Linked DNA regions of Mus musculus: region 1 is linked to region 2. The links are chromatin contacts, found by Hi-C or POLR2A ChIA-PET in ENCODE. All regions are on one chromosome and are shown on one strand. The core of a region is the stretch at or near the end of the contact, and the rest is flanking DNA. Distances in the headings are between cores, read along the strand shown. Region 1 holds the start of Ppp3cc (protein phosphatase 3, catalytic subunit, gamma isoform). Region 2 overlaps Ppp3cc (protein phosphatase 3, catalytic subunit, gamma isoform).

Region 1 (3,562 bases), core at 1,029-3,528, 48 kb after region 2:
ACGATACTCAAATACATAAAATAAATCTTATTTAAAAAGACAAAAAGGTGAGCTGTGGTGGCATGCACCTTTAATTCCAGCTCTCAGGAGGGAGAGGTAGCAGGAGCTCTGTGGGTTCAGCCTGATCTTTGAAGCTCCAGGGTATCCAGGACTATAGAGAGAGCGCCCCTCCCCCTCCCCGCCCTCCAAGCCTTAAAATGGGTGTGTACCACTGCAGAGTCTGCAGTGGGAAATAACCACGAATTTGCCTGGCTGGACACAGAATAAAACTCTGCTCAGTCACTCACACACAGAGCGACACTCGGTCCTTTCCTACACAGCATGTGTTAATATGTAATTCTGTTAAAGAACAAGTTGGTATCCAATCATACAGACTCTATAGATGGTTTTCCGCTCAGCTGTAAACACACCTGTACTTCAAGTGCCTTTCATTTCACTTCCGTTTTAAGTGTAAGACACGGTCATTTTACAATGTCCTTGATGCAATCTGGTGAAAATAAGCTGGTACAAAAGGAGATTAGACTCTGAGATTCTTGCCGGTCTGAGGAGAGCGCCGCTTAAGCCTCGCGCAGACCTCATTTATCCTGGCTTGACTCGGGGATTCAGGTTTAAGTGGTTCCCCTGTCTACTTCAGCTGAGAAATAGGCATATTTTGATAAGAGAAAAATATGGGAAGAAAAAGAAGGACGAAACACTACAATGGTAGAGTGGCGAGAAATCATTTTAACGTGGGAGGAACCCGCCAACACCCTTGCCCTTGCGCAGTTGGTTTGCATGGGCCCGTGCTACCCGGGACAGTTCAGAAGTTAATGTCCACCATGACCTTGCTTCACCAGGGAAGGTTGTAGAAGTGATTCCTGTGTATTAAGAGGCTCAGATCTTCCTCATGGCTTAAATGCTATAAAGCCTTCCACGAAGACCGTCATGGCACTCTAGCTGTTAAAGGACTAAGTCCATTCTATGAACAATTGACTTCAATCCCTAATGATTCCAAATTCTGAGGAAATAAGTCTCAAAAGTACTGTCTGCCAAGGCAGATAACTAACATTTATGACACCAATACTATCCTTCTCTCTCTGAGCACTCAATAGGCTCCCCCTTATTTAAAAAAAAAATTATCATTACTAATCTTAGTTTCCTGTCTCCTAATATCAAAATGAAACGGGGAAATAATTTTTAGTTTTTTCCCACTATGGTGAAAACCACCTCACTCAGAAATAACTGGTCTAAGCATAGCACCTTCTTAGAAAACAGTGCTTTCAAACCAACTATTATTATGGAGGGGTCTTAGAAGTCGGACAATAGAAGCATGTGAATCAGTGGTTATGTTAGACAGGTCCTTTTGGGTAAAGGGCAGAAACTATATCATAAACTCAGAAGATTTAGAAACACTTTCGTGTTTCCTTAGAATAACTGAATATCAGATATAATGAGAGACATCTGGGAGATTATTATTCACCAAGTCCTTATAGCCAAAACTTGTAAGCCCTTTTAAGAAGACTGTGTCACTATCATCTTGTTTCTTTTAATAAAAGCAATGACTTGGGATATGTAGAGAAAGTGAGCCAAACGTGCACAGTATACCCACCACACCCCTCAAAAATAATTTTTTAAAGGGTTTGGTAAGGAGCTGTCAAAAAAGAGCTGAGCCTAAGGAAAGGCATGACTTGGGTGAGTCAAGAGAACTCCCTGCTCACACAACCCAGACGGTGTCCCCAGATGAAAGACCAAAAAGTGGGGAATCAGGAGAAACCGCCTGGATGCTTCGGGAGTGGATGGCGGGCGCGGTCGCTCTATCCACCTCCCGCTAGGTACCCGTCCAGCAGTCACCGGGGACGCCGGCGGACAGCAGCCCGGTCCTCCCCGCGCCCTGCAGCGCCTCCCGCCGCTGCCTCCATCCCCGCTCCTCGAGTCCCCGAGCCGTCGCCCGGCGAGGGCCGTTCCCCGCGGCGCGCTCGGCACCTTTGATGACGCGCTCGGTCGTGGAGAACTGAGGGCGCCTCACGGACATGGTCTCCTCCCGGCTCCGGCGGCCCGCTGGACGCAAGCCGCCGCCTTCCTCCTAGGCGGGCTGCGCTCGGCGAGCGGGCAGCCACCGTGCCGGGCCCCGGAATACGGGGCGTCCTCGGACGGCGGCGGCCGCAGCGCCGCTCCCTCCCTGCGGCGGCGCCCGCGGCTCGGCGGGGACGACCGCGTCGAGAGCTACGGCGACCGCGGCTGAGGGACACAACTAGGGAGACCGCGGCTGCGCGCGGCTGGGGCCCCGCGTGCGCGCCTCCGCGCTCACAACTTCCCGGCGGCCTCGAGGGCCGCAGCCGCGCTCTGCGCACGCGCGGATCTCGGGTCTCAGCTCCGGATTCACTGCTGACCGCCGTCCGCCTCGCGTGGGGCAGATGCTCTGGACGCCCAACCCTGACCTGTAGCTTCTCAAACCAGCCGCTGGGACCTCGGAAGCAGCTGCGACCTTGGGACCAGGCAGGTGTCCTGATTCTTGGTGGCTGCCACTGAGTCTGTGTCCCTCTCATCAGAGAGAGCCCCTATCTCATGAACGCTCTCTCCGTTATCACTGGGGTCCTCCACCCACTTTGTCTCCATAAGAAATTAACCATTCTACCCTGTTTCTCAGGTTACCCTCTCCCATTCACCAACCCCCAAACTTTGAAACCCCTGTCAACTTCATGTTTGTTGCATACAGCTTGTATCTAGCAGCCTAAGTACCTCCGTGGCCATCCTACTCCAGTTCAGCTCCTGGGAGAACCCCGTTTCTGAGAAGCGGTGTCTCCCTTTCTATATACATGAGACAGCAGTCACTCACTGTCTTCTGGGACGCTAGCCCAGGCTTCCTTGAGAAAGGGAATTGACTTCTAACCGATTTCCCCTTATATTGTCACCTGCCTACTTGGACGCATCTATTCCACTGTGGAATAGTGACACACAGTGACACCGCACCTGCCTCCCTACCGTGTGTGAGTGTGTGTGCGCGTGTCATGTATGTGTGGTGTGGAGTAGGTGTGTGTGCATGCATGAAGTGTTTGTATTTGTGTGTGCTGGTGAGCTGGCCCATACGAGCACATATGGAGGCCAGAGGTCGAGGCCATCCTCTAGTGCTCCTACCTTAAATTTAATAGACAGGGTCCCATTAAACTTGAAGCTGACATGCCTGCTAGACTGGAAGGCCAGCAAATTCTCTCACCTGTCCCTCTGCCTGTCCCCTTTCCCCCATAGCACTGAAGTTACAAACGCTGAGGTTGTACCCAGGTTCTATTTGAATGCAGGGACTCAAACAGAACCCCATGCTTGTGTTTCACTGAGCCATTTTCCTCATCCCCTCCTCATATGTTTTTTATTTTGTTTTATTTTTGCAGTGATGGGGACTTGCAATCCCATAGTCAAGTTTCACAATCTGGCTTATTTTTAGGTTAAAAATTGGTCATTATTGCTCCTTAATTAGAAGCCTCTTTCTCACTGAGGACAGGACTTGGCCAGGCAAAAAGTACTTTGCTTTTTTTTTTTATTTTAGCAATGATAATGAAATATTGAAACTTAAATCCAAGGAAACGTA
Region 2 (3,671 bases), core at 403-2,902:
AGGTGAATCTTCAAATTTAGGCCAGCCTGGCCTACAGAGTGAGTTCCAGGACAGCCAGGGCTACACAGAGAAACCCTGTCTCCAAACCAACCAACCACCCACCTAATGGAGAGCCAGGTATGATGGTGGATGTTTAATCCCAGCACTAGGGAGGCCAAAGTAGGGTGGGAGTTTGAAGCTGGTCTGGGTTGTACAGTGAGATCCCATTTTAAAATACTAAACAAATATGCTCCCAAAGAGCCTAATCTCTCAGGAGATGAAGGACAAGCAGCAGCTTACATTCTAAACTTACTGACCTTTTTTTCCCAATAAGATCTCTTCTTCATCTAGGAATGGGAGTGCATACCTGTAACCCTAACACTTGGGAGATGAAGCACGAGGACCCCAAGTTCAAAGCCAGTCTGCATTACATAGCAAAACCTTGTCTCAAAACAGAACAAATCAGAAGAGGAGTTGGGGAGAGAGAGGTAGAGATGTCAGATTCTTGGGGAGCTGGTGCAGAGCAGAGTAAGATACCAGAGAGTGTCGCTAAGGCCTTCCCCATGCTAAACACATGCTTTACTACAAAGCCTCACCCCTTACCCAAGACCTTCTTATCTGACTGAATTTTGTACTTAAAAATAGGTGTCCAGGATATAGCTCAGGGGTAGAGTGCCTGCTTCACAAACACAAGGACCTGGGTTCCATCCACAGAGCCAAAAAATAAAAATAAGCAAATGAACACAATAATAAAATAAAACACAAAATTAAAGTAGAGCTCACAGTTACTAACAATTCACACTAAGATATTGCTGGACTTCTTTACCTTTATTGTTATAGACATCTAGGTAATTAGGGGCAGAGAAAATCGTAATAAGTGACGGAAAGCCAGTTGCTTGGTTCTTCCTATACATTCGGTACCTGAAAAAGGAGATATGAACTCAGGCATTTTTACACTAAAAGTAAAATCTGCAGGAAGGTGAGGTCTAAGTGCAACCTACCCCGCATCCTGGGCTTCATGGGCTCTGATTATTGATAATAAACTGTTGTTCTGTAAAAATTCACAAACTGCAGGGTAACTGAAAAAGAAAATGAGAAAAACCTAAATATGGAATTATAGCAGTTATGTTTTAATAGGAAGAAACAGAACACCCAATCTGAGAGTTGTTTTAAGATTACAGAGACTATGGACTCTGCAATTTTAAAGATTTACTTTATTCTATGAGGCTTTTGCCTACTTGTATGGATATGCACCATCTGAGGGTCTAGTTCCCACAGAGGCCAAAGGAGGGTGGCAGATCCCATGACTCTGGAGTTACAGACAATTACGAACCACCATGAGCGCTGGGAACTGAACCTAGGTGTTAGAGCCATCAGAGTGATAATTTTTTTCTTTACCCTGACTAGCTTCCAAATCAATGAGATGATACTGTAAGTCTTGTTTAATCAAGCTTTACACCACAATAGCTGGTCAATATTAATCTGTTTTAATCCTCTAAAATATTCTGGCTCCCTCCCAGCCCGAACCCCCAAGATCCTTGTATTTTAGCACTGCTCTGGGTCGCTCAGCTCCAGGTGTGTTCTCAAGGTCCCCTCCACCCTCCCTCTCCTCTGAGTGAATCCCACTTCCCATCGCCCTTTCTCCCCTCCCCCGACCCTCCCCCCTGGCTGGCATCGGAAGTCCAGCCCCATTCCCTCCTCTGCCCAATCATTGGCTGATCAGCTTTTATTGACAGACCAGAGAATCAATAAGGAGCATCACATCACAGAGGCAGGAGGAGAGTCTTAAAGTAAGTATTACAATGCCATGTCAGGATTGCAACCAGACGTGGAGGCAGAGAAATCAGCACTTGAAAAATACATGGATAATCTTCAAACACTGCACAATAACATTGTGCCTCCACCCAGGCCTTCTGGAAAAACAGCCAGTGCTCTCAACCACGGAACCATCTCTCCAGCCCTACGACTGAACTTTTATTAAAAGCTCAGAAACCAGCTCCTCCCTCACAACCTCCCTCCTCAGAGCGTCTTAAACCCAGGCCTCTCCGAGAATCCTTGAGAGGACAGGAAGCAGGTCTAATGAGTAACTCCTCCAGCCCAGAGGAAAAACACTCTATGTCTGTCTGTCGAGTATATTATATTCAATTTCGATTAAAAAAAAAAAAAAAAAAGCTCAGAAACCAGTGATTTCTATTTCACACTACTATCAAACTTGAAGAAGACACCTTAGAATAGAAAGTTTCTCCATCTTTTAATTTATTTTACCTTAACACTACTAGTATTAGGATCAAAAATGTTGGTATTTTGATACGAAGATGTATCACAACTCCATGTATGCATGTATGTGTATACAGTAGGTCCTACAAAATTAGTGCATGCTTTTCTTAAATCATCAAACCTTTAGAAAAATTAAAAGAATCTACTTATAACTTTATATGTAATATCAATAGCAAGATAGTACTATGCATGGCTATCTCAGGAGTAGATATAAATATTATAGACCACCATACTCTAATGATATCTGCATATACTCCTAAAATGGTCTTTTTTTTTTTGAACTTCTGTTTGACAACCAGGAAGAACTAGGATATAAAATTACCATCAGAATTTGTAGCTGTTACTTACTTATCTTTTAGAAAGTATTTCTTTCTTGAATTGGGATATAACTAAGCTGGTCTACTGCTTGTGCAGCATACAAATTCCGGGGTCCAACCCCTATACACCATATTTTAGGGATGCTGCGCATGTAACCCCAGTACTTGGGAGGTGAGACAGAAGAAGCAGAAGTTCAAGGCTGTCTTTTCCTACATAGTAAGTTTGAGACCAGCCTGGGATGCACGGGATCCTGTCTGAGAAAAAGGGGGCAATTTTCTTTTTACTATGCTCAGTGGAAAATGTATAATTTTAAGATCACCTATATATGACATTATCACAATTTCGGAACAGGAAGTCCCCCTCTTGACTGGCATAGGAACAATGAATGGTCTGTTAGCCATTCATAGACTGTGAAGCAGTTTTGAGAAGGCCTTAGGAATGAGGTAGGAGGCTGTGGAATTCTGGTAGAGCCCACGGCCAAGGATTCATGCCATGAGACATTGTTCCTAGGTTCCGTATGAGGTTTAAGATTCCTAGGAGCCTCTGGCCATATTTTCATCAACCACTTAAGTGTTTCCGATGTTTTCTTGCATAATGATATTTTATGTAAATATAAGATTGAATCATTAACATTGAACTCATGGCCAGGAACACAACTCACACTTGACAAATCTCTGTAAGTTACACTACAGTCTGCTTTGCTCACGGACACTGGACAGCACTTTGTGTGATACCATTATCAACACTGAAAAAGACTGCTGACAGAAAAGTGCAGAAACAGAAACAAAACTGTGAGGTGGGGGTGGAGAGATGGCTCAGTGATTAAGAGCTGCTCTTGGAGAAGATCTGGGTTTGGTTCTTAGCACCCACATCTGTAATTCCAGTTCTAGGGGTTCTGGCCCCCATGGATACCAGGAAGACATGTGGTACAGAAACATACATGTGAGCAAAACACTCCTACACGTAAAACAAAAGAGAAAAAAAGACTAAAAACAAGAGTCAGCGCATGACTTCTAATGTCAGCTGTAAGCCTGCGCCGTATGGGCTGGCTCAGGTGCATCTGTTGTTCTGCCAAGTGTGTCCACCAATGCTATAAG

The links. Hi-C counts contacts between places; a loop is a spot of excess contacts on that map. ChIA-PET counts read pairs that join two places held with the same protein, here RNA polymerase II (POLR2A).
Region 1: a loop to region 2 is called in a map of heart, with 1.9 times the contacts of the local background. The contact joins the promoter of Ppp3cc here to the enhancer-like site in region 2. A Hi-C loop is called at or near these places in 10 of 37 maps with a recorded cell type or tissue (CH12.LX, T-helper 17 cell, T-helper 2 cell and 4 more). POLR2A ChIA-PET finds 5 or more read pairs at or near these places in 2 of 5 experiments (Patski and embryonic stem cell).

The regions. Positions count from the first base shown.
Region 1 is chr14:70,287,219-70,290,780 of GRCm38, forward strand. Ppp3cc (protein phosphatase 3, catalytic subunit, gamma isoform) reads right to left here and starts at 2,279. Exons shown (of 14, transcript NM_008915.3): 1 at 1,963-2,279. The coding sequence starts at 2,011.
Region 2 is chr14:70,239,924-70,243,594 of GRCm38, forward strand. Ppp3cc (protein phosphatase 3, catalytic subunit, gamma isoform) reads right to left here. Exons shown (of 14, transcript NM_008915.3): 7 at 981-1,058; 8 at 806-900. Among named protein-coding and RNA genes, the nearest start is that of Gm33790, 6.9 kb to the right of the region's middle. Within about 2 kb of position 1,653, at least 1 of the 3 ENCODE cell types and tissues checked has a DNase peak (open chromatin) inside an H3K27ac peak, as active enhancers do; it is heart, where a contact is called at or near this core.